Linked DNA regions of Mus musculus: regions 2, 3, 4, 5 and 6 are each linked to region 1. The links are chromatin loops, found by intact Hi-C in ENCODE. Cell type or tissue: heart. All regions are shown on one strand. Region 1 has its middle 62 kb from the start of Gm30275. Region 2 holds the start of Slc7a7 (solute carrier family 7 (cationic amino acid transporter, y+ system), member 7). Region 3 has its middle 25 kb from the start of Dad1. Region 4 has its middle 27 kb from the start of Gm30275. Region 5 has its middle 41 kb from the start of Gm30275. Region 6 holds the start of Gm41153 (a long non-coding RNA gene).

Region 1 (5,000 bases):
TGGACAGTGATAGAAAAAGAGTATTTTAGAATTTTTGTTCAGTTTGCTTGTTTCCAGGGAAGACATCAAAGAACAACTTTTCAAGTTTTTCAAGATTGTGGTTACAGGCCTGTACTCTGAGGCCCTAGACTGTAAGGGTAGGGTTAAATCAGAAATGTGTATAAGTGGCGTACATTATAAAATAAGTCCCCATCCTGTTCTGGCTCCCTTTAACAGAACTGTTCCGTGAAGACAGAAGTCACTGTTAGGTGTCTGTGGTTGGATTCAAGACCTTGACTGAGATTTAAAGCACTCTGTTGTTGAGAATGAGTTTATTGATGCTTAGAAAGGGCTCCCTGGTTGTTTTGAGACGTGATCTTAGCACTGAGGTAGGTATACCAAGACAGTGCTTCATTAAGGCAACCTAAGAAGGTAACTTTTAGTTAGCATGAGGAACATGTTTGCTCATTTGTGAATTTGGTTGGGATGTTTGTACTCCCTGGCATATCAGATCTAATAACAAAGATGAACCCCATGTTTGCGGTGTCAGAGCTCTGAAGGTAAGGCCCCACCTGAGACAGTAGAGAGAGAAGGATTTCTTCTTCTGGAAGATTTCTCCAGAAGAAACATTTTCTTCCTCCTGTTAATTTTTTCATGACAGCAAGAGTTTGTCTTATATTGGGAAGAAATGACACTTTCTGGGCGTGTGGGGAATTTTTGTAACAGTGCCTATATATTTTTATTTGGAGGCACTAAACTGGCTGCTACCATGGGAAGGCAGCTAGATGACTGGGGGAGTCTCATATTGGGAAAGGAAGAGTGCTCTAAATCTCATTCAAAGTCTACTCCAACCACAGAAACCCAACAGTGTCTGCTGTCTTCTCAGAACAGTTGAAGGGAGCTGAGTAAGGGCGGGGACTTCTTATATAACAATTCCCAGTTACAAATGGTGCTGGGTTTCAAAGCAGGCGTGGCTTTCTCTCCTTGGTCATTCAGCAGTGCTTTGTGTAGATCCCAGAGGCCAAGGCATCCATTGTAATGAAAGCAGAAGGACATGCAGCCTGGAGAGGTGTCTCCTGATTCCCTCTAAGCATAGATCTAAGCACAGAAGAGCACACTGAGCATCTCGGGGATCCACTGAGAGCCACGGAATTCCCACTAATTACTTAGGAAAGTGATGGGTGCTGTGCTTTCTACAAAGGGGCTGCAGGGTTTTGTACAACTGGCTATTAATGGATCGGTGTCTGTTTCTGTTAACTCCCAGTCTAGGAAGGGTCCATGCACTTTGGGTCAGTGTTATGAAAGAGCTCCTGAAAAGAAGAGAGCTGAACCTTGACTGCCCTCTTGAAATGACATTTGCAAACCAGCAGCCACTGGTTTAGCTTCACCGTCTTGAGCATTCTCTGTCATCTCCAAAATTGCATGCTCAGCAGCTGAGCATTAGGCATCCAGACAGCTGGAAAAGGGTAACAAATCCGGAACTAGTAAATTCTACATTTGTGTCCACCCACCCATCCAACAAGTATTTGCTGATAAATATTGCACTGCCCCCTGGAATTTAACTACGTCACCCCCAAGGGCTTACATCTGCATGGGTGGAGACAAGCATGGCAGCTAAGATACAGATTGTTCTTGGTCACTCCCATGATTAGATGAGCCCTCTCCCTGTCTGTTTCTCAGTGGGGAAGGTCACCTACAGGGCTGGATCTGTTTGCCAGTGAACTGCATTTTATCTCTATGATCCCAGATATGAGAAAGGCATTGCAAGAAGCCTGACCACGTTGTCGGGTGCTCTGAGGGTGGGTCCTGTTTTTGCCTTCCAACAAGAGACTTGTATCCCGAAAAGATAAGGCAAGGTAGGGATAAAAAACCGAAATGGAGCATCTGGCATTTTGGCTGATCCAGCATTGCCCCCTAGTGTTCAAAAGCAGAGCTACAGGGAATGACAAATTGCAGGAATGAGTCGGTGGATGTGTGCAGATTACTGAAGGGACTCAGGAGCAGCTGCCTCAGCTGCAGGTTGGGAAGATGGATTGGAAGCCGCCTGTAAGAGATGAAATTGAAGATTACTGTTCATTTATGGCCGGGTTCTTTAGGATCTATGCTTAAGAAGAATCAGAAACAAAGCCAATTTATTTTCCTAATCTAGATTTTGCCAGAAGAAATAATAACTGGTTGGCAAAATGGCCAGGCTGCCTCAGGATTCAATGTTGTGCTGATGGGGCAGGGGCTGGGGTGTGTGTCTACTTAGAGGTGATCATCTGGTCTCCCAGTCTCTCAGGATCCTAGGGAGATTTTGACTGACAATTGTTACTCTGACACTCTCTGGCTGCGGCCAGCACAGATCTGCTAAAAATAAAGTAGGATGCAGACTCTTGTAGATAAGGGATATTGTTAGGTTTGCAAAGGAGTCTAGTCCATCACAAAGTAAGCTTGGGTTCCCTCAGGGTTTAAGAGTCATTAACCCGACTTCGAAGGGAAGATTCTGTTAACAGGAAGAAGCCATCCTTCCCCTTGGAGGCTTGGAGGAAGAGGCTACAATTGGGTCAATGTCACCAGGGGATGCTCACCGTGTAAGCTATTCTTCCTCTGAGATCTTGGATGTATGCGTCAAGGCTGAAGTTGTCTCGGCAGCTGCTCTGCTCCTGGCAAGATCTGCAACCAGTGCAATGCTTGCTTCTTGACTTCTGCTTCACCTGAACACACACAGTATCTGCTAGATACATCCTCGCTGGTCTTCTGAGGTCATGAAAGCAGTGCAGTTACACTCATACTACCATATTTCCTGCTGCCTTGTTTCTTCAGTTGACTTATTATTTGGTTCTCTGGACCTCCAAGTTTGAAATCTTCTCGGTCTCTACCCCTTCAGCTCTCTTTTGCACTGTACCCCTGAAAAGACAGAGGAACAGGCAAGAGGAACCTGCTAAATTTAAAAATGAAACAGAAGAGTGGCTGGTTCAGTAGCCGGGTAACTATGACACAGTGCATTCATTAAAGTCATGTGGCCGCTATCAAGTTCAAGTCCTGGAGGTTCCTTTGTAGAAGACCTTGGCAAAGGAGCAACAGAGAGAGTGAATTCAGAGCAGGACAGTTGAGATAGAAGAACACTGGGGATGGATAAAGCAAGGGCATTGTGCTTGTCTTGGGAGAAGACGCCGTGAGTTATACCAAGTCTACAAGACTCCAAGCACAGTCACAATGGTATACATAGAGAGCTGTCTGTGTTCTAGCGTGTAGTTAAGGAGCTTTGTGAAATCTTTTCTGCTAAGCCTTATTAAAACTCCAGTGCCTCACATTTAATAAGCCCTTGATAATGAGAATATAGCTCATGGCACAGTGGTTAGAGCTAACGCTGTGCAATCTAACAATCTGGAATCCAAGTTCTTCTTTGAGACTTTAGCTGTTGACTCTCAGGAGAGTTTTAGCCTTTCTGAGGCTTTGGTTTGCTATCTGCCTCGTGGAGACACAGTACCTCCTCCAGCTCCCACACACTGACCCAGGGAGCAAGAACGTTAGGGAGGAAGATGTCTGGGAGGCTCTAAGCATTGTGCCTGACACATGGCTAGTACTCCCTGAAAACGAGCTGCTGGCTTTGTTTCCATGCCTAGGGCACAGAGATCTCTGCGGATTCCCGAGAAATTTTCACTCAAAGCCCCACTTAGCTGCAATGTAAACATCATTTCAGAAAAGGAAAATAAGCAAGCACAGGATTAAATCAATTACCTCCCTAAATGCCCCTTGACAATTGCTTTTTTTTTTAATGCATTTTACCTGATATTCATAATGCACATAATGTGTTAGATCAAATTTACATATCAGCTATTCTTCAGTTCCTCTGACATCTCTCTCTGCCACGTTTCCTTCAAATTTCATTCTCTTTTTCTCTCTCTCCCTCCCTCTCTTTCCCTCCCTCTCTTTGTCCCTCTCAAAATTACCCACTGAATCTACTTAGTGCTGCCAACATTGCATGGGTGGGACCATCTACTAGAACACAGTAGTATTATTTGCTTCTAAAAGTATAAAGACTGCCAAAGTTTCCAGAGACTTAGAGAATATGCTATTGAACCTGGCCTAAGATGGGAGAAACCCTTGCATGCATTCATTCTCCCCAGAAACAGACATGAAGTGGTAGTGGCTCACCCACCCATTTGCTACAAGCCGGGATGCTGTGGCCACAGCTCTGTCTTCTATTATATCTAAGTGTGATTGACCCAGTCTCATGAGCTGCCAATGGGGGAAAAGACTTGGAGTCACTGTAGTCAATCACCATTGAGAACCTATTAGAAGAACAAGGTACCATGCAGCCTCTTGAAAGGCTAAGAGTGTAGAAATGGCCATTACAGAGGAAACTCCTTCCGCTTGGCTGACTGGGGCAGGGTCTATGGCTTTACAGCAATTGGTACAGATGCTGGGTGAGGAGGCACATTCATTTTGTGTTCAGTAAAACAACTTTTATTCATGGATGTGAATTGTTATCCCCTTGGGAAAGGTGAAGGTATAGAAACAGGTTGCAGTTTCTAGGGGAATCTAATTCTCTCTCTGTCTCTGTCTCTGTCTCTGTCTCTGTCTCTCTGTGCATGTGTGTGTGTGTGAGAGAGACAGAGACAGAGAGACAAAGAGACAGACAGAGACAGAGAGAGCATAATGATGAATCAGAGCTGTGGTATCCTAGGAAGTCCTAGGTAATTACCCAGCCTGAATTTCTCCTGGAGCTTCTGGATAGTGCCAGATGTGCTCAGGCCTCTGTGCACCACCCCACAGAGCAGGCATCCAGAGCCAACCTCCTCTTCCAGGCTGTTCCTCACGTCTGGGAACACATCAAAGGAGGCTTGATATTCATAACCGCTGTGAGTCATTTTCACATAGAGCTGCAGGGAGCTGCCTGCACTGCTGCTTGCTGTATTCAACCCTTTGTAGGAGCAGCTGAGCTAAACCAATCCCCTATTATGGGCGAGAGTAGAGCCCTCCTGGGAGACCTGATTTACCCCCCACACCCCTATGCTGAATATAAAAAGCTCTTT
Region 2 (5,000 bases), 350 kb before region 1:
ACAAAGTTTCTCTATGTATCCCTGTCTGTCCTAGAACTCACGATGTAGGCCAGTCTGGGTTCAAACTCACAGGAGCTCACAGAGACCTGACTGCAGGGAATAGAGGGGTAAACCCTGCATACCACGTGTGGCCAGAGGACAACTTTTGGGAGTGGCTTTTTTTCTCTGTCCTCTGTGGGTTTCGGGGCTTAGATGAGCTTGTCAGGTTTTGAAGGCAAGCTGTTTTTCCTGCAGAAATATCTCCCCAGACCTCTCCTCGTTTTCAGTCCAGGGTCACATTTTCTCTGTTTCTGCAAAGTAAACATTTAACAGATATTTAAATAACAGTGGTTTGAAAAGCTGCCAACTTTAGGAATGTGCCCAGGGTGGCACAGGCCTAGTTGGTTTTTACCTAGTAACTCAGACCCGTTGTTGACAACTCCTCAGCCAATTAGAGATCTGAGCTGGGACCTCGCGCTCGCTGATATCTGAGTCCAAACTTGTCTGTACCCACAGGTGGCCTTTGTTGGTGTTCGTTGGCCTCCTTGGTTTGTTTTAGATGCTGAAATGGCACAAGCTGTTGAGCTAGGACTGCTGAGTTTCACTGGCGGGATCTTGAGATCAAAGGCATAAATAAGCCCAGAAGGCAGGTTGGAGAGTTTTAGGACACAGAGTGGAGGAGAGGCTCGGGAGGGCGCTTTCCTTTGCACTTAACTACTCAGCAAGCTAGGGCCACAAGGAAGGCTCTGGGCTGAGGTGGGGAGGAGGAGCCCGGCAGAGGAGATGCCCGGGTGGCAGCAGGCTCTGAGGACCTCCCTGTCTGACCAGGCAGTCTCAGCTCCGGCTCGTCCTCTGGCCCCTCCCCACCGCCGGCCAGAGTCACACATGTGTTTTCCTGTTTTCCATTTCGGTCCCAGGCACCCTCTGCCTTTTCTGCTCCTCCGTGTCAACAGCTGCTGAAGTCACACCCCCATTCTCTAACTACCACCCCTCACCCCAGTGTGCTGCTAGCCCCCTCCTCCCTGCACTTGCCCAGAGGTCTCCCGGACAGGTAAGAGGAGGGGAAGCAAGGGCAGTGGAAGTGTAGGGAGCGCAGGGGGAGGATGGAGTACCTGAAAATTGGCCAAAGAGAGAGAGGAAGAAGAACCTTATTTCTTGGCCCCTATCCCTGGCACTGTCTAGGTAGAGCTCTCTGTCCGGAGACTTCAGCTGTAGTTAATGGAAGCTCTGGTCAGAGCAGTAAACAGTTTTCTTTTTTTAATTCACTTTTTTTTTTTTTTAAGGAACGGTTTGAGCTATAGTGGAATATAGAAAAACAAATGGAGAACTGGAGAGGGAGGGGCTATGGAGCTATGGAGGCCTGGTGAGGAATCCAACTACACTAGCATGTATCTGTTTTGTTTCTGTTGTTAAGGGAGGCAATGCAGACCAGTTAAAGAGCGGAAGGCAAGGCTTGGGGTCTCTCAGGGGAGAGAGGGTGTTCTCGCAGTAGCTCACTGAGCTTGGCAGAGGAGTCTAGACTCCGAGCTGTGTGTAGGTTCCCGGAGGAAGGGCATTTCTGGTGGTGCTGTTGAAGCATGAAGCATGGTAGTTCAGCACTGGCTAGCTGCTCTGCCAGGCCCTCCGTGCCTGGTGTTCTGCTGCCTGCTCCCTGGAAGGCCTGGACTGGGAACTTCTTTAGGCTCTAGGATGAGTGTATTCTTTTCTGGAATAGCCATGATGTCCTTAGCGATGAGCACAGCAAAAGAAAGGGAAAACGACAAGCAGTGTGTCAGCATCTGTAAAATCTGCCCTGGCTGAGTTCCTCTAGAGTGGTGGAAGCGTTACAGTGAGAGCCAAAAGGGGTGTCTTCTTGCCTTTGGTGCTAGGCAGTGGTTGAGGAAAGAGGGGGCACTTCCATGAATGGCAGGCAGCCTGTCTTGCCTGGTTGCAGAGGCCTTACTGGCAGCTGGAAAGAGGATTCCATTTGTTGTACTTCCTGGAGAGACCACTAGGGCATGCTGTTTGCTGGGGTGTGGGTTCCATCCATCCTTCAATTCCTTAAGGACTTCACTGGTTTTTGTTGTATATTTGTTTGTTTGTTTGTTATCAATCATGAGCTCAACCTCCTGGACCCTCACATCCTTTTCTCCCTTATTCTTTCCAGGGATTCACATTTGAGTCTGTACTCCACTGACGGCAAGGGCATTTTGATCCTAAAAGGGCAGGTGTCTTGATGTGTGTTTCTGTGTCTTCAATAGAAGTCACAGTACTCTGGGTAGACATTGTCACTTCTCTCTCTCTCTCTCTCTCTCTCTCTCTTTTTTTTGTTTTTTTTTTTTTTGGTTTTTCGAGACAGGATTTCTCTGTGTAGCCCTGGAGCTCACTTTGTAGACCAGGCTGGTCTCGAACTCAAAAATCCACCAGCCTCTGCCTCCCAAGTGCTGGGGTTAAAGGTGTGCTCCACCATGCCCGGGCGTCACTTCTCTTTTTCACCCCAAATGACAATGGGAGGTGCAGCCGGAAGGCAGTGACAGTGATTCCACCCAGGCTGTCCCCCTAAAGACTGCAGATTGCTTTCCAATCTAATCTTAGTCCGCCCTAGGTAGGTAACTCATTAGGGAGCCACCTGGGGTGGCTTCCTGTCTAAAGGGATGGTCTGGTGACCAGAGACAATGACGGGCCAGAGAGCTGGAAGCTGAGGAGACAGCACAGCTGTGTGATCTTCACTGCCTGCCTCCTCTCCACTTGGCACCCTGCAGAGTGTGTGGTACCTGCTTCCTGGCTGCATACTTTCCATCGAGCTAATGCATTGAAATGCACAGTGGGGTGTCTGGCCTGGACAAGGACTCAGGCAGTGTTAGCACTACCATCATGGACGTGTTTCAGGGGAGGCTGGGAGGAAAGGGCAGTGTCTTCAAGACGGATCTCAGATGTATGTAGGGCTGCCTTGTGAGAAATGCAATCTTTAAAATTTTTTTAAAAATTCATTTTTATGTGTATGGGTGTTTTGCCTGCATGTGTTTATGTACCGTGTATGTATTAGTAGCTATGGAGTCCAGAAGAGGGCATCAAATCTCCTGAAACTGGAGTTGTGAGCTGCCATGTGGGTGCTGGGTGTGGTGCTCGGGTCTTCTCAAGAACAGAAAGTGCTCTCAACTGCTGAGCCATCTCTCCATCCTCAAAGCACAGTTTTTGGGAGGCCTAAGCCCAGCATCCCATCTCGGTTTAGCTAAGAACATCAAGGGGCTGGGCTGGGAGGGTGAGTGAGCATAGAGATGAACTGTCTCTGACTATTTCTGTAGAATAACCAAAGAGTGAAGAAGAGGTAGAAGAAGAAGGGATACACAGTTGGGTTTCAGAACAGGTAAGCTGCCAAAAAAGGCTCAGTATACCAGAGTTAAAGTCGATTATAAAGGTAGAATAAACTGTGATTTCAAATTGTAGAACTTTTTCTGTTTATTCTGGGCCTGTCTAACATAGTTCAGTGAAACCTTATTTCCACACTATTTTTGTGCCTTGGGGGTAGGTAAGCGCTCTACCATTGAGCTATACTCCAACTTTCCATACACACACACACACACACACACACACACACACACACATACACACACACATTATTATTATTATGTTAGCTTGTTTTTTTTTTCTTTTGAGGCAGAGTTTCTCCTCATAGCCCTTGCTGCCCTAGAACTCACTCTGTAGACCAGGCTGTCCTTGATCTTTGAACTCAGAGAGCTCCCTGCCTTTGCCCCCAGAGTGCTGGGTTTAAAGGTGTGTACCACGGTGCTCAGCTAATTTTTTTATTGTAGTGCGCGCACGCTCGTAGAACAGTAGGAAATTTTCTCCTTCCATCATGGGCTTCATCTTGGCAGCCCCTCTCCCCCTCCCCCACCTTTGACATGGGGTCTCTAGTCTGGCCTTAACCAAATAGGACCCTCCTGTCTCAACCTTCTGGATGTGGGATTACAGGTATGAGCCATTCACGTCTGGGCCTCCATATATTTTTAAGAAATGGAGGAAAGCTTGTACTGAGACCTACATAGGAAGTTTTGGGCGCTCCAGAGGTTGTAGTGTGTTTCCCTAAGAATGAAAGAGCATAATGGTGGAATGGAGTTGGATCTAGAAGTTTGATCTCATTTCTGAACCATATTTCTTTTGAAATCGCTCGAGGGTCAGACTTTGGGGGTGATGCCCCGGTTTAGAGGCAGCCACCCCTTTCTCTGCATGGGGAAGTGTACAGCGATCTCACTTAGAGCGCCACATGGGGCGTCTGAACCACTCCCATACTTCCGCCAATCTCAGCCTGTGAACAATGCGTCCCATTCTCTAACCTTCCTGCCTTTCTTGTTTCGGGTGAGAGAGAGAAGTGAAGTTTGGGTGGGCCATGGAGGGAGGACACATGGGGAGAGGTCTGTGCCACCAGTGCTCTGTACTTGGTAACTTATTAGACTCTCTGGGGTTTCAGAGAGCACACCCAGTTAGTTAGCTGTCCCTTCCTCTGGGCCTCCTGTCCCGGGGCAGAGCTGACAAAGGAGATTCCTGATCGAGCACCTTCTTATCACAGAAAGTGCTGAGCCAGGAGCTCCTAGCTGCCCCTTTCGCAGATATGAAAGGCCTGTGAACCTTGGACCCAGAGGGTTGCTTAACGCTCCTCTCCCTTTTCCTCACCCCTTCCTTTCCTAGCTCCCTCACCTCCTCCTCCCTTCTTGACCTGACTTAAATCCGGTAGGCGTTTGTCTGGGTTTCCCTCTTACTGCTGGAGGAAGGAGGAGCTGTCAGATCTCTGTTCTTGGAGGGTGTGTGTGCCTCTTTGTCTCAGAGACTGCGGCTGGCCATTGCTGTGGGAACCTCCTTATATCCAGAGCCAGGGAGTGAGTGTGCCCCACCCTGTCCCCTTGCTAAACCCTCTGCTGTTCTCTGTCTGTCCAGTCACTTCCTCGAGCTACAGAGCCTCTGGCTGTAGTGTTTCGCCATTTGTCTGATTGCTTTCCTATTTTGTGCAGCTGTCTCTAGCTCTGTATTTCAGGGCATCTGCTGTC
Region 3 (5,000 bases), 160 kb before region 1:
AGGTGCCTTTGTATACAGAGTCATCTTGTCTTCTGATTTTGCCTTATCACTGAACTTCTGACCCACGGGGCTGGCAAGGTGGCTCAGAGAGTAAAAACCCCTTCTGCGCAGCCCCGGTGATCTGAGATTGACCCCCCCCCCCAGCTTCCACGCAGAGGTAGAGAACTGACTATTGAAGTTCTCTGACCGTCACAGGGCACCGCGCCACACCATCCCCGCCATGAGACTGAGCCTACAGTTTATGCATCTATTATGCTATGTATTCCCTCAGCAGGGGAGCCCTGTCCACCCATGCTCCCTGGAGTGGACAGGGCTCGGGTTTGCCATTCTAATTCAGTCCTAAAGAGGAACCAAGTAAGTGCACACAATCACAGCTGAGTCACTGAAGCAGAATGTCAGAAACTGGTCTGGTTGGGGGCCCTGCCTAGCTGATGGCTGCACCTAGCACTAGGACTTCGTGTTCGCTCTGTTTGGTGGGAAACCAAGGCATTCGGACTAGTCCACCGTGTTTTTTTGTTTGTTTGTTTGTTTTTTGTTTTTGTTTTTTTGTTTTTCGAGACAGGGTTTCTCTGTGTAGCCCTGGCTGTCCTGGAACTCACTCAGGAGACCAGGCTGGCCTCGAACTCAGAAATCCACCTGCCTCTGTCTCCTAAGTGCTGGGATTAAAGGCATGCGCCACCACTGCCCGGCCCACCGTGGTCTTATATAAGCCAGTTCGTATGTTTCCTAAGTTGTCAAAGGGGCAGAGAAATGCGCTGCCTTGGTTCAGGTTTGTAGGATCGAAGGAGGTAATGTTTGCTTTGATGTTGAGCAAGCACACACTATCGTGACTCGGGATTCTAGACGAGGATGTTGCCCGCTCATGTGATATCATTGGAATAACTCAGCCAGGGTCAGCAAGGAGAAGGAAGGATGCCCTAGAGTCGATAAAAATCATGTCTTGCGCCAGGCATGGTGGCGCATGCCTTTAATCCCAGCACTTGGGAGGCAGAGGCAGGTGGATTTCTGAGTTCAAGGCCAGTCTGGTCTACAGAGTGAGTTCCAGGACAGCCAGGGCTACACAGAGAAACCCTGTCTCGAAAAACCAAAAAAAAAAAAAAAAAAAAAAAATCGCGTCTTGCAGTTTTGTTGACCACAGTCTTTTAGGTTTACCTTGGGTATTTCCTGCCCAGACTGACCATGAAACAGACCAGTTGCTCCCACAACCTAAACCATGTTATTTGATCCACTTCACTCTCAAGTTCTGCCAGTCCCATCTTACGTCTGTCTGTGCTTCTTCCATCTGGTGTTTTCTTTATTTTTCCTTGGTTGATAAATTTAATGTGGATGTTTCAGAGAATGGAAGGAACTGGATGGTTTCAAAGTGGATTTCAGGAGGGCTTCAAAACTGGAATCCTGTGGCCTCTCTTTTTGTTTTTGTTTATTTCTGTTTATTTATTTATTTTGGAGACAGGGTTTTTCTGTGTAGCCCTGGCTGTCCTGGAACTCACTCTGTAGACTAGGCTGGCCTTGAACTCAGAAATCAGACTGCCTCTGCCTCCCAAGTACTGGGATTAAAGGCGTGCGCCACCACTGCCCAGCCCTGTGGACTCTGGAAGGGTGGTATGCTCACATTTCCAGGACAAACACACCCTAGGATATTGTAGGACACACTGGCTGGAGGAGGAATGCTTCTCAGAAAACCTGCCTTGAGGGGAGGTGCCTGGAGCGATTGTATCCTGCTACTACTGGCTCAAGGAATCCTACAATCAGGGAAGCCCCTGGGGTGCCAGAGAGGAGGGAAAAAAATGTGTCTCCTCACAGGTGATACAGTGAGAAGCATCAGGGGGGCCATGGGATACCGTGGGGTCCTGTGGTCCTGAAAAAACTGTGACCTTGCAAAAGCTGGAAGTCATGGAAGGAGTAACAGATGTGCGTGATAGAAGCTACTGGGGCCACAGTCACGGGCGAGGTGGGGGACCGCTGCTGAGCGGGGGACCTGGCGGGCCCCAAGCCTATGTGAGCGCCGGCATCCTCACGCAGCAGGCTGCTTTTATCGCAGCATGGGTGCATCCGAGCAAGCGCGCAGGATTATGGTCCATCCTTTCGCTCGTGCTGCCATCCCACTGCTTTGTGTCTGCCTGGGGATTTCGGTTCGCGAAGCATTAGCATACCATTATCTCCTCAGACAACAGGGAGAGAAGGTGGGCATGCATTCCGGTCTCCGTGTGAATAATGGAAAATGGAGAGAGACAGGGGAAAGTTAAATGTGCCACGAAGGACACTGAAGCTTACAGACCCTGCTTTGCCTGACCCCTGCCTGCCTGAGGACTGCCAGGAAGATATTAACAGAGGCCATAAAATTACAGCCATTACGTCTGTCTCCCATGCTCACACAGTGCCCGGACTGTCTGTGCCTTGACTTTAGGCAATCTTGAGTTTAATTTACACACACTGAGGTGCAGCAAACCCAGGCTTTCCAGCTGGATGCATTTTGACAGGCATCTACCCCGATGTGCCCATCATCCAGGTTCAGATCAACCGCCCCGAATTCCAAACCCTTGTTCTCCTTTCCCATCAGTCCTTTCTCCCTAGAGACACCTAGCATGTGAGTACCTGTTATGGGCGACCCCTTTGGCCATTTCTTAAACTTTAGTTGTATGGAGTCAGAGTCCCTGAAACCTGACACAGTGTCTGCCCTTTAACAGGTATCCCGCTGGAAGAAAGCCTTCGTTTCTAAACTACCTGAGAGAATGTTGGTACAAAGAGGAGAACTGAGGCTGCGGGTTTACAGGCTACAGAGTGAAGTCATGGATCCTGGGCCTGCCGGGCCCCATATTCCATCTCCTGGCTTCCAACAGGGTAGTTTCTTTCTGGGTTTCTCTTGTAGCTAGGTCTCCTAAACCTGGGTAGGCAGTGCCCCCTGCTGCCTGAAGGCCTGACCCTAGACTCTTTGCAGGCAGAGAGGATCACACAAGTCTGGAGTCCAGTGACTGGCACAGGGCAGGACCCTGTGAAACAGAAGCCACTTGTCATTTTATTTTCCTTTGGAAAGAGTTTTTCCGTAGGATGCAGGGATTTTCTTTATCCCGAATAAACACGCCGAGGGAGAAAGCCTTTTGGTGGAGTACTGCTGCCCCCGTGTGGCTACCTTAAGACACTACAACAGAGTGGGACTCCCAAGACGAAAGTTTTTCAGGTTTCAGGTTCTGCGACTTCCTAGGACCCTGAGAGACAGATGTCCACTAGGGTTATCTCTTGACACTTAAATTTCCTCCTGGAGTGGAAATGAGAGCGAATGGGGCTTCTTGTGGAAGGTATCTGTTGGGGAACGAGCCTTAGCTGTGTGTGTAGGCAGCTGCCTCTTTCACAACCTGTCCAGCACAAGCTGGACTGGACATAGACTTTCTCCCTTGAACTAAGTATATAGACTTGTCTAATTTGAGGGCAATAGAGGTCAGGGGAGGGGGACTTCTTGGGAGTGGAGCCGCAGTGCCTCCCCAGCCGGCTGCTGTGAATGGGTGTTACCACCAAGACCTGCAAGCCCCACCCAATGTGCTCTCCGTGGCCTTCTTTTCTGCACCTGTGGTTGGGCTGCGGTGTAACGGCCCAGCCTACCTCTTCTGGGCACGTGGCCCGGAGAGATCTTATCTCTAACTCTGTATTTTTAACTCCTCTTTCCAGAGGATGTGGCTTCTGCGGGAGAGCTTCAAAGGGGGACCTGTTTGCCCATGTCAGCAGCCGTGACGTCATGGAAGTGGGAGGCTGTTCAGACCCAAACACCTGGAGGGAAGTGGGAAACTTTTTCCATTTCCTGTTCTACTTCTGGCTATTGATTCACTATCTGACCAGCTTACCCATTTCAGGGTGCAGCTGTCTGTGTGATTCTTGGAGGAAATCCTATGCCTTGTGTGTCTGTATGAAAGGAGACAGCTGTGTTACCCATGTGGCTTTTACCCAAAGCAGGGCTGGCGATCCTTCAGACTGCCCCCCACCCCACCCCACCCCCACCCGTAGCCAGTACATGCAAGAGTTACAGTATTTGACAGGTCTCTCACACTCACCTCTGGGAAATATCCCTCGGGGACCCAGACTTCAATCTTGTCCAGGGCGGGGTGGGCTGGATATAGACTTCCTGCTTTGTAAACCGGAAGCCCTTCTTCCCACATGTTGCTCGAGGAACTAGGTTTCAGTGGGTTTGTGTGGGTCACTGGGGAAACTGAAATGGACATTAAGTGACCTTTGGCCCTGGATGCTGGTTCTCATGTAGGACCAGAGTCTTTAGACTTTTAGAAGCCAGTGTTTCCTGGTAACTGTCCTGCAGGATTCAGTCAACAGTCATGAAGCTAATGTGAGTCTGAACTCTTCAAGGGCGCACCACTCAAGCTCTGATTATTCTAATAGTTTTTGCCAAGCTACTCTATTCCTTGCAAAACCGAGACAGTGGCTCACCTGGCCTCTGTTAACGCCACTACGTTCCCTCTCCAGCTCAGGTCCCTCCCAGTGACTGTGTTGACCGTCATGATGTCATCTGTTGGTATCTGTTGGGTGCAAGGTACTGCACTAGGTATGGAGGAGCTACTGGTGAGCAAGGTATTCCTCCTATCCGAAGGGTCATCTATAGTCCCTTGCCAACATGTCACCTGGTAATAAAACACTATTAGATTTGATATTAGACATGAGCTTTGGGAGTTGGATTTTATGGTATACCCCAAACAAAAATGAGACAAAACTAAACCCTTGAAGCCTCAGGGGGTGGCCTGAGTGGTCAGAGCACACACCTGTCCAGCCTGCCTGTTTCTGGACTGAACTGTGACTCCAGCTGCACCGGACAACGTTGCAGAACACTTTCCACAGTTCTAGCCTTGGAACGTGAAGGGTCCGTTTTTTTTTCTGCCTTCAGAGCTGGCCTGCAGAAAACCCCTTAGGGAGTAAGGGCATTTATCTAGACTCTAGAGATACCCATTTTACAGCTGGCCCTGGCAAGGAGTTTGCTGGGCTATGGGTGCCTTCTCTTCGGG
Region 4 (5,000 bases), 89 kb before region 1:
CTGGGGGCCATAAAGTAAATGAGGCAGGCCAGGCTTCCCTTTCTACTACACAAAGACACAGAGTACTTCCTTGGGTACCAGGAGCTCACTCAGAAATACCATTCTTCAGACACTTTCTCTCTATGGATTTAGCTTAGGAAAACATGCAACTGGGGAGATAACTCTTCCTACAAAGTGAGTGAACACACACTAGAGCCAGTCAGAAAGAACACTGTTAATTACCTGGTGTTGAAGGTTACCCATGTGATGCACATTTTTTCTTTCTGAAGCCACATCACTCAGGGCCACTGTTAACTATGTCCTAGGCTCACGACAAAGTCCACTACTGTTCGTTCACATCCCTGGTCCATTGACAAAAGCCTTTGCGTCTCTTGGGACATTGACAATGTCTTTTTAGAAATCGGCCTGGATGATTCGTGGGAAAATTGTAGGTTGTTAATAAGTATTTGTTAAGTTGAATTGTATTAAATATCCATATTTTGTTACTATTCCTGAAGGAACACTTCCATCTCCCTCCAGCAATTTTCAGGTAGAAAAAAAGTAATTCTGTCAGATGTTACTTGCTGAGTTTCATGAGTCTTCCAGTCATGGCTCCAAAAAAAAAAATGCCAATTTCCTATTAATTCTGTACCCACAGAAGTGAGCACCTTTACAAAAACCTGCCGTCAGCTTGGTTCAAAGGCAATGACTTTGCTCTTTCTTCACTCCAAAGAGATACTCCGTGTTCCTCAGAGAGGCCCATCTTCCCTGAGAAGGGACTGCCTTCCTTTCCTCTTTTGGAGGAGAAGTAGGGGGGAAGAAGAGTTCATTTTAGGATAAAGATGATAAATAAGATTTCAAAAATCTTATCACACCAGGCAGTTTTTTTTCCTTCCAAATTGATGGCTTTGCCAAAGGCTGTTTTCAGCACTCCTCTCTCTCCAGATGCAATAATAACTGGATTTCAAGTTGGCATCTGGACGTGGACCTCCAGGCTCCGATGAGTTGCACACATTAAACCAAGACATTCTGTTACCCTCCAATAGAGAAACATGCCTTCCTTTCTCTTCTTGCTGGGCAATGGGAGAATTCAAGCAGCATGCACTCGGTGCTATAAACTCTTAAAGTCTTGGGACAGGATCACTGTTCTATATAGTGGGACTCTGGAGTGAGAGCCCTGGATTGCCAAGTGCAAATTGCTCACTGGGAAGGTAAAGACAAATTTACTCAAGGTCATGTAAGTAGGTTTGAATCATAGCTAGGATTAGAATTCAGGGCTTTTGGGTCCTAGTACTGCCGTCTGCTTCTCCCTTCACGTGCCACAAGAGAACAGGACTTTTCCTGGGCACTCTCTCCCCACAGAAGCTATTGGCTGGCCCAGGGAATGATTCTCCCTCTTAAATAGTGAATATGGCACAGTGAAGAAGGACATGGCAAATGAGAGATAAAAAGCCTTCATTTATTTCCAATGCTGCAGGCAATAGCAATTGATAGCAAGGGAAATGGCCCGTGGGATACCCAGGGAAGCCAAGGAAAAGACAGAGATGGAAAAATTTGCCCTTTACCAAAAGGATAATCCAACAGAGAGTTGGCTCTGATTAGTCTCTCTGCAGGACTTAGAGGGAAGGACACCTCATGCACAGAAGGTAAATACATAATAGTGTGGTCCTGCTTCCTCCTCTCACTTTCATCGTGTGAATAGAAGAGCTCTCTTTCTCTCCGAGTGTAGACAGGACCCAAGAATGCTTCTTACCAGTGTGCTCCAGGGAGCCACTACCAATTGTCAGCTCTTCATAAGTGAGATGCAACCTGTTGGGGCTTGATTATCAGAAGGATAACTGTGAAATAGACCCCACAGATGGCTGAGAATTCTGACCTGCAGGAGTCAGTCACAGTCCCATCAAAAAAAGGTATCACCGACTTGGTTGAGCCAGGGCTGTTCTTCCCACAGGCTGCTCCAGAGATGGCATCCGTGACATAGTAGAATGTCCCATAGCCCTCAGAATGTTTTTTAAAAGCTTTATAGAGAGTAGCACTAGGGAAACATCATGGTAGAGTTCTTCATCCTTATTCTTGCCCAAATCCGCAAGGTCTTTCTTCAAAGCAGGAGCCTTTGCATTATCTCTGCCTGCAGATGTGCTGGTCCTTGTCTTTCGTTGGTGTACTTCTTCGTATCCATTAAGCCAGGTTGTCCCCAGGAATCTTGGAATGGAAGGTGCCACAGGAAGACAGGGATGTCAAAGCTCTTTTCTGGACACTTGGCCCACACACACACATTCCAAATGCTTCTGAGATTTCCATCTTAGACACATATCTGAGTATTCCACAAGATAGCTAGTGTCCTGTATTCATCATTTTGTAGGGAAAATATCCACTTCTCTGGGTCTCTTAGAGTACTATCTCTTATCCTTGAAGCCCGTCCTCTTTTACTGACTGGTGAATAGTGAGCTCATAGGACCAATACAGAAGCAGGTATCAGTCTCGGGGATGATGGGGAATGGAGACAGAGAACAGCTTTGAGATCAGCTGTGAAAAGAGAGTGTTTTCCTTCTTTGACCTATTTTTTTTTTTGAACTCCAGTATGACCTGTTTATGGAGATGGGCTAGTTAGAGCAGCAGGGGGCGCTGTGAGGTCAAAAAACAAAGCCACCCAGCTCAAAGGACACTGGAAGGAAGAACAAACATCTCTCCCCTGTTTTATTAACCACATTTGTTCTTTGGCCATTTCATACATATCTACAATGCGTTCTGATTTCCTTCACTTTGCCTTCTCTATCTTTCCCTTCCTCCAGCCATCCCCCTTCTGCCTTATCGGTCCCTTTCCCATGGTTATGACTTTGTGTTTAGTTTTGTGTTCCACTGAGTAAAGCCAGGGCAGGGCCATCTGTGTGACTATGGGTATGGAGCTATCCAATGAAGTCTGGTTATGATGAGTGCTGGGTACACATATGAAGATAACCGTACCCCAAATCCACCATTATCCAATAGTTCAGCAGAGGTAGGGCCCCAGGAGATCTGTCCTTATCCATGATTGGCAGGCTCAGTGCAGGCAACTGCAGCTGCTGACTTCCTGATTACAATGGCTGGGTCACAATCAGACAATAGTATTTTGCAGCCCTTCTCTCTGTCTTATGGTTCTTGCATCCTTCCTAACTATTTTAGTAACAGCGGTTATCAAGACTCAGACAGAAGGATAAAGGAGGTTTGTTTACCCCTCTTGATTGGTGGTTTAAAGCTAAGGAAAGTCAGGCCTGGTTTTTAGGTTGCTGATGATGCCTGAAAACTTCCAGTGACCTGAGAGCTGCTTGCTGCACACAGCAATGCCCTAGGGAGATGGTTAGAGCTCTTGAGAGCATTAAGTCAACAGTGGGCTACAAAATCTGGACAGAACTTTGGGCTCACTCAGTCAAATAAAAGTTACAACCTTTGGGAGGCCTAAGAACAGTGGGCATAAAGACCAGTTTTGCATGTTCCTCAGGCTATTTGGGTTTTTGGGGAGAAGATAGCTGGCTCAAATCTCTGGGGAGCGCAGTGCTCTATGACAATGTGTTTGCAGCACTGACAGCATAAAGAGAAGATGTTTTGGGCTAGTGAGATAACTCGGCATCTAAAGGCCCCTGCTACTCAGCCTGATGGCCAGAGTTTTATCCCCAGATCCACAAGGTAGAAGGAGACAATAGAATCCTTCAAGTTGTCTTCTGACCTCACATGTATGTTGTGGTTTGTGGACAACACATGCTAGTATGTTCAAACACACACACATACTCACATACACACAAACACATACTCACACGCATTTGAAAATGTGAAAAGATATTGTCTTTAGATTTTTTTTAAACCATTGATTGATAGAACAAGTCTTTAGCTAAATTTAGCAGCCATTTTTTCCTATTTAACTAGCATTCTCTCTGAATAGTTTTGAGAACAATGCCCTTAGGGCTATATTAATCTGTGTTTGATAAGTAGGCGCTGGAGGTGGTATAGTCCTGGCAGGGTGTCTTCAGAAGCCTCGCTGACTTACTGTGTGACCTTCTCAGAAGTGCCCTTTCTGAAGAATGCCTTTCAAGAAAAGTTAGAAGGACATTGGAGCTGAGAGATGTCACTTACACCACCGGCACAGTGTCCAGCACCTGACTGTACGTGTCTTGTGTGAGGGCCTGTGGAGCCCATGTCTGTGTTCTTGGGTGTGGTCAGATGTCCCTGAAGTTGGGCAATAGGAGGAGTAGTCAGCTATTCATCAAGAAGATGGTTTAGTCTAGGGCTGGGCTGGGGACCTGGATGCTCTGAAAATGACTTCTGTCAGCAGGGGCTGGGTGTGTGCAAGGATTCTTCCAAGTGGTAGCCCCTGAGAAGGTGAGCATCCTTTTTCCTCTGAATCTTCCTCTCCAACATCCAGGGCATCATCCTTATGGATGCTCACAATGGGTTGCTGGTCCAGGTGATATTTTTCTTGAGAACTCTGCATGCCCGTGGTTGCATGGAGATACAATTCAGGAAGTCAAGTGAAAGTTGAGTTCCAGATAAACAATGAATACTTCTTTTTAAAAAAATGTACAGTGATGTTCCAAATATAGCATGTTCCAGACATTTGAGGTAACCATTGGCTGTTCTCTTGTATTTTTGTTACTCCCCCCTCTCTTTCTTTCTGTCTCATTTTCCCCCTGGAGATGGAGCCCAGAGCCTCATGTATGCTAGGCAAGGGTCTTACTGATGAAACACCCTCTGCCGAGTCCCACTGGAGAACTCTTCAGTGAAGCAGTGTTCTTTTACTGCACATCTATTTACTGAAAGACAATGAACTGGGGGTTGGGATACATCAGGATCAGTGAAAAATTGAATGTTGTCATTAGTTTGTGTGCATGTGTGTGTGTGCATATGTGTTGAGATGGAAAAAAGTAATTTTTTTTTAACAAATCTGGTATCAAGCTGAGGGAAAATTTCAACACAGATGTAATCAAGGGTGGCAACGAGTAAGTAACTAATTGGAGTGGCTGGGGACACTGAGCGGAGCTGAGGTTGCT
Region 5 (5,000 bases), 100 kb before region 1:
TCTCCCCTTCTCCTCTGAATGAGTTGCCCCCCACCCCGGGTATCCTCCTGCCCTGGCACATCAAGTCTGCGTGAGGCTAGGTGCGTCCTTTCCCACGGAGGCAGACAAAGTAGCCCAGAACATATCCCAAAACAGGCAACAGCTTTTGGGATAGCCCCTCTGCCCCACCCCCCTCTGCCTCCAGTTCAGAACCCACATGAAGACTAAGCTGCACAGCTGCTATGTAAGCATGGGGAGGCCTCAGTCCAGCCTCTGTATGTTCTTCCCCCACCTTGCACGTCTTGTGAGTCTACTCCCTTCGGCAACAGCAAAGACTCTCCTAACACTGCCCAATGCATCCACTGAGACAACAGGCTCATTAGGGGAGCTTGGCAAGTGACTCTCTGCTAAATTCGTCTTCAGAGAGGACAGGAACCCTCCTTTCTGTCAGTGTCCATGCCTAAGCTGAGATACAAGCCGGGGGCATGGGGGGGGTGTGACTTCTGCCATGCTCACACTTCAACACCTCCCCAGATGACAGTTTTTTTTTTGTGTGAAGTTTCTCCTTGTCCTCACATGGCCTATGTCCCTCTCCCCTCAGTTGAGTCACCCCTTTACCCTCTGCTCCTGAGTTGTGGACTGTGGTGATGTCTCTGGTCACCACAGTCTTGGTGAGTGAGCAAGACAGAAGACGATTACTGCAAATATCCATTGTCCCCCTCCCCACAGGAATGAGGACCTGTCCTGGCATCAGGATCATCCTTAGGGGAAGGCAAGAGGCCCGTGCAATGTTCTAGAACATTCTACCCAGGATCAAGAGAACCAAGCAGTGAACTGTTGATAGCTCCTTCTGCAGGTTCAGAATTCTACAGAATGGTGACAGATTTTTTTTTTTTTTTTTTTTTACTTACTTGGAATGACAGTCAAACTTGTTCCTTTCCCAAAATAGAAGTTCTGGTAACCCGTGTTCCACTGTGACAATAACCTCAACAAAAACCAGCAGAAGACAGAGCTAGAATCTACACCTGGGCCCCCCATGTGGGCAAGTGGGGAGTGACAGCCTGGTTGTCACTTTCCCTGTAAGGACACTTGACAAGAGTATTAGAGGGAGAAAGTTCCAGGTCTTAAAGCACCTGTGACCCCGTGCTGTCGGAAGGTGGCTTCCTTTTGGGAGGGGATTAGAAGGACAGCTCACAAGCCTTTGCTGTGGCTTGCTGTCTAATTTAAGTGTAGGCCATTTGTTTTATGCTTGGGTATTTAAATTCTCCTTTTATTCTTAAGGCTTCTTCTCTCTCCATATGTTGAGCATATATGACTCTGAAACACATTTTAAACCTAGGATTCCTTATGAAGTCTCTTGACTCTGGGGAGGATTTTATTTCTTTATTAAACTTCTAGAACAACTCATTCTCCCTAGGCTAATCCAGACTGAAGCTAGGACCACGCTGCTGTCCCTCACCCTGCCTCATTTCTCAGACACCTCAGCCCTTCCATGTCTGTCATTCTCTCCATCTTGCTCAGCTCCCATTTATGGTGAGAAGGTGGTAGTAGACCTCAGATAAGGCCTTTTCATTTCCACTCTCAAGGCCCATACCCTCCACGGCACTATTTAAGGACCAAACCCGTGTTTGCTATTCGTTGACCTCTTTTTCCAGTGAAAGTTAATAGACCTCAGTTTCCTCAGCTTTATGTTCTCGCCAACCCTGCCACTGGGCTCCATGCTCATGGTTATGAATCGCACCGTACTCCACAGCAGTGGCTCTCAACCTGTGGGTCCCGACCCCTTTGGGGATCTAAGGACCCTTTCACAGGGGTCACATATCAGACAGCCTGCACATCAGATTTACATTGTGATCCACAACAGTAGCAGCATTACAGTTATGAAGTAGCAACGAAAACAATGTTGTGGTTTGGGGGTCACCACGACATGAAGAACTGCATTAAAGGACCCTAGTAGTAGCAAGGTTGAGAACCACTGCCCCACAGGCAGCCTGCGAACTTACTTGGAACGACTGATAAGGATGTCCCCTGCCCAAACACCAGCTTGCTGAAGGAGGAGGATGCTACACAGCAAATCAACCCTTTACAAAAAACTGGCAGGTGACTTACAAAGCAAAGATCCCAGGTTTCTGTGATACAATTTCAAACGGCATCTCAGGTCCTGTTCAGCCTATGAGATCTGAGCAGGGGAAACATTTTGAACAGACTCCGTTGGGAATAACAGGACACCTGCTGGGTGCCTGCAGTTCTCCTTGGTGTCATTAGAACCTCTGACACACTGCAGGTTTTAAAAGGTGCCATGGAGCTCCCTGGTCTCCTCCCATCTTTATGATCCCCCCACCCTTATCCTCCATCCGTATCTCATTTCCATCTCCAAGCTAGCCTGGTGACACCAGGTCCTCAGGCTTCATCGATCTACCTTCTCGCAGACAGCATAGCTTCACCAGCACCCTGTGATTGAAGGGCTAGAAATGCCAGGCTCGCCAGAGCCGAGATCTGGACTCCCTGCACCTTCCCTCTGGTCAATATGTTGTTCTCATTTGTCTGGCTAATGAAGAGCTGACCTTTCTAAGTGGATGCATTTTGCTGAAATGACAACTGCCAGAGAGCTAACAACAAAGGCCATGCTCTGGAGACACCCTTGGCCTTTCAGACCCCTCTGGCATATTTCAGCCAATTGGATCCTGAGCTAAAATGTCAACTTCTCAGTGTTGGCACTCGTACTCCTGGGTTTGGGGAAACTTAACAACAATATCATCATCATCATCATCAACAACAACAACAAAAACAACAGCAACATGAGTAATATTGGTACAACCTGGACTCTGCTCAATAGAACCAGACTTTGCCAGAGGATACCTTTCACATTTGAGACATTTATAACAGCCCCACATTGAACCTCAGAGCAGTTGGTAACAGCCTCTCTCCACACCCACCTGGTGTGATTCTATGCTGCTAAGGTCAGATAAAAAGCATGATGTTGGATATGTCCTCCACATACCTAAGACTCTGTACTATGCTCTCTGCTCGCAGAAGAGAAGCTGGTTCAACACAGGGCTGGCCACACGTCTCTTCGTGAGAAGACACTGTCCTTGGTGGAGACCCTAGGATAGCAACTGTAGTTCTCTGATACCCACCTCCTAATTCAGTCCTCTCAAGTTTCACCAAAAAGCCTGTTTCTGCTTTTTAACTGTTTCCTCTCCTGCTTGCCACTTATTGAATTTATTATTTCGAAACACCCATAAGCTCCAGGCTGCCTTTAATTCATATCTATTTGGTTCTCTTAGGATTCCTACAAGGAAGATCTAAAAGCCCTGCAGTGGGAAAGTAAATGAAGATATGCCAGGGACATTGAGTGGGGCCCTTCCAGCTTGTGTCTCTTTCCATATATGGGCTTTGCCACACTGTCTCATATCTCTCTGCAGTGGGAGGTTTTACAACAGACGACAGAAGGAATTTTATGCATCTTAAAAAATAGTCACATTTCCCTCTCTTCCCAGCAGGATCCAGCTGCAAGCACACCAGAGCCAAGTCTTCCTGTCTGTTCTAATTATCGACAAGGATACAAGTTACCATGAGAAGAAAGGTTTTAAGTCATGGATTGGATACTCTGGAATTAATTGCAATCCCTCACCTGTGGTTTCAGTGATGGGGAACAGGCACAGTGACCACTTCTTTCTGTCCACCCTTTCTCTCTTTTTCTAGTTTTGCATTTATAGATGAAGTTGGATGCATGCAGGGAACATGGAGGGATTTGAAATGAGACCTGATAGTCCCACCCAGATTTCTGTTTTTCCTTCTCTGCTTCATTAAAAAAAAAAAAAACCTTTCTGAACTGAGTATGTATGATATGTCTATTCATGCCTTGTTCTAATTATCTCTCTCCATGTGGAGGGCACGAGTGGCGATGGCCTTTACTGTGTCAAGGATAGTCTAGGATTTCTATAAGGGAGACCTTTCTGATAGGGATGCTGTGAAAATATAAGATGGGATCACCAGGAGTCATTTGGCAAGGGTTTCTCCTCCCCCTAAAAGTTAGAACTTCACTTCAGAGAAGGCTCTGAGCGCAGTAAAGATTCTAGCTTTTTCAAGATCAGCTTTATTCTGACAAAGGGAAGAGAGCTAAGGAGACTGCAGATGACAGAGGACCTTGAACAACATTTAGTTTACGTAAGCAAAGCGTGGCTCTGAAACAACATGCAATCCTTTTAAACCTGGTGCCAGGGTTCCAGCTCAGAATTCCCCACCATGCTGCCATTTCCTTTCTCACTTACTTGGATGGACCCTAAGGATGGTGCCGTGTCCAAACGTGAGCTTTCCAGTGTTAGCTCCAGTGTTAGCACTGTAACACGGGCCTTTACAAAAACACCAGGTGGAACCCCCGAGGACCACAGATACCTTTACAATGACACTAGGCGGAACCCTGAGCCTCGCAGACACCTTTATCTTTTCATTTTAGGGACAGTAAACTCATCGAGAAAGGCCTGGGCCTATGAAGCTGAGTACAATTCTCTGAAGGTCAGGAGACCATTTCTACATTTGGCTCAGACACACTGACGGACTGCACCCAGGGCCCGCCCCCACCTCTGTGTCCTCTGGTTTCATAATGAGCCTTACTGGTTTCTCGTGTTCAGTGTCTCTCTTCTAAAGGTCTCATTTCCATTTTACAACATCATTTTCAGGACAATTTCTCTATTCGGTTTTCAAGGCATGTCCTTCCCTCCCCTCAAGGTGTCACACATTTCTGATGACAATGAATTGATTACGAGGAGACAGGAGGAGAGTGTTCCGCCATTTGGAGGCTGACTAGAATTACATGAGGTTTAGACTCCAGCCTTGAGAGACGCTCTCTCCTTAGCTCCCTTCTCGCCTCAGCAAAGGAGAGGGAAATGGTGGGTACACGGAGCTGAGCTACCACACAGAGTAGCTTTCTGTCTGTCTTGAAGTGACAGAAAGCAACAGCCCACAGGAAAGCTCCGCTCTGAGCTCTATTCATACACTGAACTATCTGTTAATAGAAT
Region 6 (5,000 bases), 430 kb before region 1:
GTGCTTTTAGAATGGGAGGGGAATGGGAACTGGACACACAGTGTAGTGGTGGTAATCTGCTATCATCAGTAACCTGGTAACAATAGAAAGTCACTTTACCGCAGACCTAATGCCAGCTTCCCCTCTCCTGGGAAGGACGGTCAGTGGGATAGATACCGGCAGTGATGGCTAGCATCCGGAGCTCCTGTGCCGATCTCTGTCCGCTGGGGCTGTTTTCTTGCTTCTGTGAGTCACTTAGTTGAGAGATCCAGATCCTCACGAGCTGGCTGGATAGCCAAGCGTACAGATGGCTCCCTCTGTGCTCTGCTCAGCGATACGTGGCGTAGGTACCTTGCACCTTGCGAAACATCCTTGGCACTCTTCTTCAGATGATCGGGCAAGTCCAGAGCTTATGAAGGGCAGTCCCTAGAGATGACCAGCACCACTAGCACCAGGGTAAGAGGGCCCGTGAGAACCCCAAGAGGATGGGGAGACAATTGAGGCCCCTGGAGACACAACCAGAACAGGGAAGTGGGTGCTCTTATCCTCTGAGTCGTCTCTCCAGCCCTTCCTCCATTCTGAGACAAGATCTCTCTAAGTAGCTTTGGCTGGCCTGCATACTATATAGACTAGTCTGGTCTTGAATTCACAGATCTCTGCCTGCCTCTGCCTCCTAAATGCTGGGGTTAAAGGTGGCCACTACCATACCCTCTCTGCTCTAGCTTTATAGAATTGGTGTATTTCGGGGCTCAAGAGATGGTTCAGTGGTTAAGAGAGCTTGAGTCTCTTCCAGAAGACCCGAGTTCAGTTCCCAGTACCCATGTTAGGTGGCTCACAACTGCCTGTAACTCTGGCTCTAAGAATTCAATGCCCTTTTCTGATCTCTGTGGGTACCACACACAGCTGGCACACACTCAGATAGACACATTTGAAAAGCATGATAGGGAGACAATGGGGACAGACTAGTGTTGGTACACAGGTAAAATGAGCACAGTATGCTACCTTCTAAGGTCCCATAGGGTTTCACCAGGGCCTTTTCTTAGTGTTTTCTGCCTTTTCTTCCATTCTTGTGCTATTCTCGAGGCAAGGATGGAACTCTGAAGAACTGGGGCCACTTTTATGTATTTAGTGTCTAGGTTTATTTTAATTTTATGCATATAGGCATTTGCCTGTATACATGTCTGTATGCTATGTGTGTGCAGTACCCACAGAGGCCATAGAGGGGCCTTGGATCTCTGGGGACTGGAGTTACACATGGTTGTAAGCTGCCATGTGGTGCTGAAAATTGAACCCAGGTTCTTTGGAGAAGTCTGTGGTTTTAGTTGCTGAGCCATCTCTCCCAGTCCCATGGGACCATTTTTAGTCACCAAGAAGAGCTTCTGCTGTGACCCTCTGGGAACGGACTCTGCTAAACGAAGTGTCCATGAAAGGAGCATGAGATCCATACCGACACTGGACACGTTTGTCCCTCTACGTGTATCTGTGCATCTTCAAAGTCGTCATTGCCCTTCTCCAACACTCTAGTGAGTTCTCCATTCTTCCCCCATTGGTAAAACCATGAGCAATAGTGTAAGAAATTAACCTTTATCCTATAAGTTCCCAAGAAGAACCTGTAGGGCATCCAAATACAAAGGACACTGGAACATGCGGGTGCATCCAAGCTTTCTCTGCCGGACAAACACCATAGACGTATTGAGAAACATGATGTAGGCTCAGCTTCTTGCTAGGAGGTGTGGGAACTGTCTCTTCTGTCAGGCATTTGGGATGCCTTAGGGAACTTTCCAGAGCTTGGTGGAAGGTGGGATGCCATCACCCTTCCTATGAGTACTTGTGCTTCTCCACCAGCTCTCTGTTTGACCTTGAGTCAGAGGACAGAGTAGGACTGCTCTCCATTACTTGCTGTGTGCGTCCCCTGTGTGATCCTCACAGTTAAAACTGCTCCTTTCTGTGAGCTCTTCTCAATGGATTTTATACTGGTTATCTGCATACATACATACACACATTATATGCATATATATACATATGTATACATACATGCATGCATACATACATACATACTGTACTGGCTAGTTTTGTGTCAACTTGACACAGATGGAATTATCACAGAGAAAGAACCTTCAGTTGAGGAAATGCCTCCATGAGATCCAGCTGTAGGGAATTTTCTCAATTAGTGATCAAGGGGGAAAGGCCCCTTGTGGGTGGTGCCATCTCTGGGCTGGTAGTCCTAGGTTCTATAAGAGAGCAGGCTGAGCAAGCCAGGGGAAATAAGCCAGTAAGTAACATCCCTCCATGGCCTCTGCATCAGCTCCTGCTTCCTGACCTGCTTGAGTTCCAGTCCTGACTTCCTTTGGTGATGAACAGCAATGTGGAAGTGTAAGCTGAATAAACCCTTTCCTCCCCAACTTGCTTCTTGGTCATGATGTCTGTGCAGGAATAGAAACTCTGACTAAGACACAGACATAAACTTCTACAAAAGGCAAGTTCCTGTTGAGATGGTTGTTGTCTACCAGTGTGTGGCCTTAGTTGGGGCAGCTATCTGCTGTTGACTTCTGAGCCCAAACCTTGATGGTATAGGGGTCTGAAATTTGGTAATATGCATTTCATCCTCTTTGTTGTGCTTAGCCTTCAGGAGTAAAGTGGGCAAGTGTCTCACACCAACGTGAGGGTTCCCATAGGTATCTGGGTTACATTCTCAATCACCTGACTCCCTCCATTATCTTAGCTATCTCTGAACCTTCTGGCCACTTTGACTTCCTCAGTGCCTAAGGACAAACCTCCTCTTTCCACCAGATGGCGCTGTGACAGCACTGCCATCTGGCGTTCTGTGGTCCAGAGAGGCCTCTGAGTTTACACCCAGTCTGCCTTTAGGCTCTGCCTCTGACCTATGGGATTATGGGAATCCCAGTTCAGTATCCAAAAATGGCATGGGCATTGTACCACAGGGCTCTTCATACTTGATGTCTACAACCTTTTCTCTTTTAAAAAAGGTGTGTGTGTGTGTGTGTGTGTCCCTCTGGGTGAGCAGTACCTTTAATCTCTTAGTTATCTTTCCAGCCCCCTACAACTGTTTACTAACCAGCTCTTACCCCTTGCTTTATATAGTTTTACCTGGGATAACAGATTTAAGACCAGTGAATTCCAGAGAGTCAAGTATTCCAAGAGTAGGTCTGTTGAGGGGCACCGTCCTCTGCTTGCTTGGCACAGCAGGGGTTATGCTATGCCAGAGTGTGGCTCCAGGCCTAGGAGCCAACCTAAAGGAGAGGACCTGAATTCAGGGGCAGGGTTCTGTGGAGATCCTCCATTCTTTACTGATCACTATGGCAACAGAATGCTAAGACTTTATCATGCTAAAAATATGGATAATTGCCCTTAGGTTTTAATTTGTCAGCTCTCAGCCTTCTAGGTGGGGTGATGGTTTTGTGGGATGTTAGCCTCCAGATTTACTTTCTACACTAAAGTACTAGAGGTTGGCTGGCGACACAGGCAGCCACTGGACTAGGACTTGGCTAGGTCCTAACTCGTGTCCAGAGCTCTCCCTGCCCCAGCCCTTCCATCCCTCAAGCCTATCTTACTTTATTCTTTGGGCCTATGGGAAGGGAACAAAAGAATGATATTCTATTTTTAGGTAGGAGCTGCTGGCTATGGCCCAGTCCCCTATAGTTATCGATTTGGCTGCTAATGTATCTTGAGTGGTGCGGGGACTATTTTTTGTTAGTCATTCTGAGGCTGCGAACCGGACCTCACAGTTGGCTTAGACTCTTCTTAACTGTTATACTCACAGACAGTTTCCCTTCCCTTTTCAGATGGGCCCCTATTTCTGTTTGATTTCCTCAATAGTCCCACCCCCGACTTTCCCCAACCATCCCCTTTCTGAACACTGGGTCTTCTACATCAGTCTTTTTTTACTCTATTCTTCTTGTTTGTTTGTTTTTTTTTTTTTTTTTTTTTTTTTTTTGGTTTGTTTGTTTTCAACACAGGGGTTTGTCTGAGAAGCCCTGGCTATCCTAGAACTCACTCCATAAACCAGGCTGGCCTTAAACTCAGAGATCTGCCTGCCTCTGGCCCCCAAGTCTGGGATTAAAGGCGTGCGCCACCACTGCCCGGCCTCTTACTCTGTTCTTACTTCACTGGAGAGAAAGACAACACGGGTGTAAGGAAACATCTAAGACAACTTTTGCGGTACTTTTACCCCATATAAGGTGGCAATGTCTAGTACATAACAGCTGGTGCCACTGTGTGTGACTCAGCGCTGTTACTCATCCCTCCGTAGGGGGCGGTTAGAGTAGAGAGAAGCTGGCAATGAAGAGTCCCTGTCCGGGCTAAGATAGAAGAAACCTCCCTCCAGTTCTCCCACCTGAGTACAGGTAGGAGGATTCAGTGAGACTCTGACCCAGATCCTTTCCTGGAACAGCTAGCATTATCCAACTAACCCTCGGTTCTAAATAGGCTTCTCGCTTGACTTGGGCTCTGTTGTAGGTTGGCTTCCTGTCGTTTTGACTAAACACTAGGCAAAAACAAGTTGGGGAGGAACGGCTTGATTTCATCAGTGATGTCCTCCACCATTGAGGGGATCCAAGGTGGGCACTTGAAACAGAAACCACGGAGGGACCGCTTCCTTCCCGGATTGCTTCCCCAGGTTTGTTCAGCCTCCTTTCTTAGACAGCCCAGGCCCACTTGCCTAGGGATGACCCCGCCTACAGTGGGCTGGGCTTCCTCCTTTCTTAGACAGCCCAGGCCCACTTGCCTAGGGATGACCCCGCCTACAGTGGGCTGGGCTCCTACATAAATTAGCAATTGAGACAATGCTCCACAGACATGTAACTAGAGGCCAGTCTGGTCCACTCAATTTTTCAGCTAATGTTCTCTCTTTCTAGGAGTGAAAGGTGACCGCAAAACCTAATCAAAGACGTCTCCTACTGTATGCTTATGTCTCTTCTAAGACAAGACCTTCCTTTGGTTTGCTGTGTTCCTGAGCTGGGGAGTTTGATACCTAGCACCATGTTTTGTAGCTTACAAGTGCT

Evidence for each region. Hi-C counts contacts between places; a loop is a spot of excess contacts. Peaks named below come from ENCODE experiments on the same cell type or tissue, not always from the same donor. Only the 100,000 strongest peaks of a DNase experiment are listed, where the experiment ranks them.
Region 2: a loop joins it to region 1, with 4 times the contacts of the local background. A loop is called at or near these places in 8 of 42 quality-filtered maps.
Region 3: a loop joins it to region 1, with 5 times the contacts of the local background. A loop is called at or near these places in 32 of 42 quality-filtered maps.
Region 4: a loop joins it to region 1, with 7 times the contacts of the local background. A loop is called at or near these places in 36 of 42 quality-filtered maps.
Region 5: it touches region 1 in a loop (2.7-fold over the local background); 35 of 42 quality-filtered maps call a loop at or near these places.
Region 6: a loop joins it to region 1, with 4 times the contacts of the local background. A loop is called at or near these places in 9 of 42 quality-filtered maps.

Annotation. Positions count from the first base shown.
Region 1 is chr14:54,061,613-54,066,612 of GRCm38, reverse strand. It overlaps Tcra and Tcrd. Among named protein-coding and RNA genes, the nearest start is that of Gm30275, 62 kb to the left of the region's middle. In heart, a CTCF peak has its summit at 1,894 (motif pointing left); no DNase peak of the experiment used is centred here; H3K4me3 peaks cover 315 bases.
Region 2 is chr14:54,409,910-54,414,909 of GRCm38, reverse strand. It overlaps Slc7a7 (solute carrier family 7 (cationic amino acid transporter, y+ system), member 7), which reads left to right and starts at 4,707. Exons shown (of 10, transcript NM_001379499.1): 1 at 4,707-4,832. In heart, a CTCF peak has its summit at 1,964; DNase peaks (open chromatin) are centred at 989, 1,889, 4,539 and 4,759; H3K4me3 peaks cover 1,329 bases; H3K27ac peaks cover 2,001 bases.
Region 3 is chr14:54,226,211-54,231,210 of GRCm38, reverse strand. No RefSeq gene overlaps it. Among named protein-coding and RNA genes, the nearest start is that of Dad1, 25 kb to the left of the region's middle. In heart, a CTCF peak has its summit at 3,112 (motif pointing left); DNase peaks (open chromatin) are centred at 2,990, 3,620 and 4,040; H3K4me3 peaks cover 2,100 bases; H3K27ac peaks cover 2,922 bases.
Region 4 is chr14:54,150,637-54,155,636 of GRCm38, reverse strand. It overlaps Tcra, Tcrd and the pseudogene Traj61. Among named protein-coding and RNA genes, the nearest start is that of Gm30275, 27 kb to the right of the region's middle. In heart, a CTCF peak has its summit at 2,592 (motif pointing right); a DNase peak (open chromatin) is centred at 2,576; H3K27ac peaks cover 643 bases.
Region 5 is chr14:54,164,635-54,169,634 of GRCm38, reverse strand. It overlaps Tcra, Traj52, the pseudogene Traj51, Traj50 and Traj49. Among named protein-coding and RNA genes, the nearest start is that of Gm30275, 41 kb to the right of the region's middle. In heart, no CTCF peak of the experiment used is centred here; no DNase peak of the experiment used is centred here; H3K27ac peaks cover 4,933 bases.
Region 6 is chr14:54,492,190-54,497,189 of GRCm38, reverse strand. It overlaps Gm41153 (a long non-coding RNA gene), which reads left to right and starts at 4,277. Exons shown (of 3, transcript XR_874629.1): 1 at 4,277-4,343; 2 at 4,456-4,615; 3 at 4,854-4,877. In heart, a CTCF peak has its summit at 2,766 (motif pointing right); no DNase peak of the experiment used is centred here.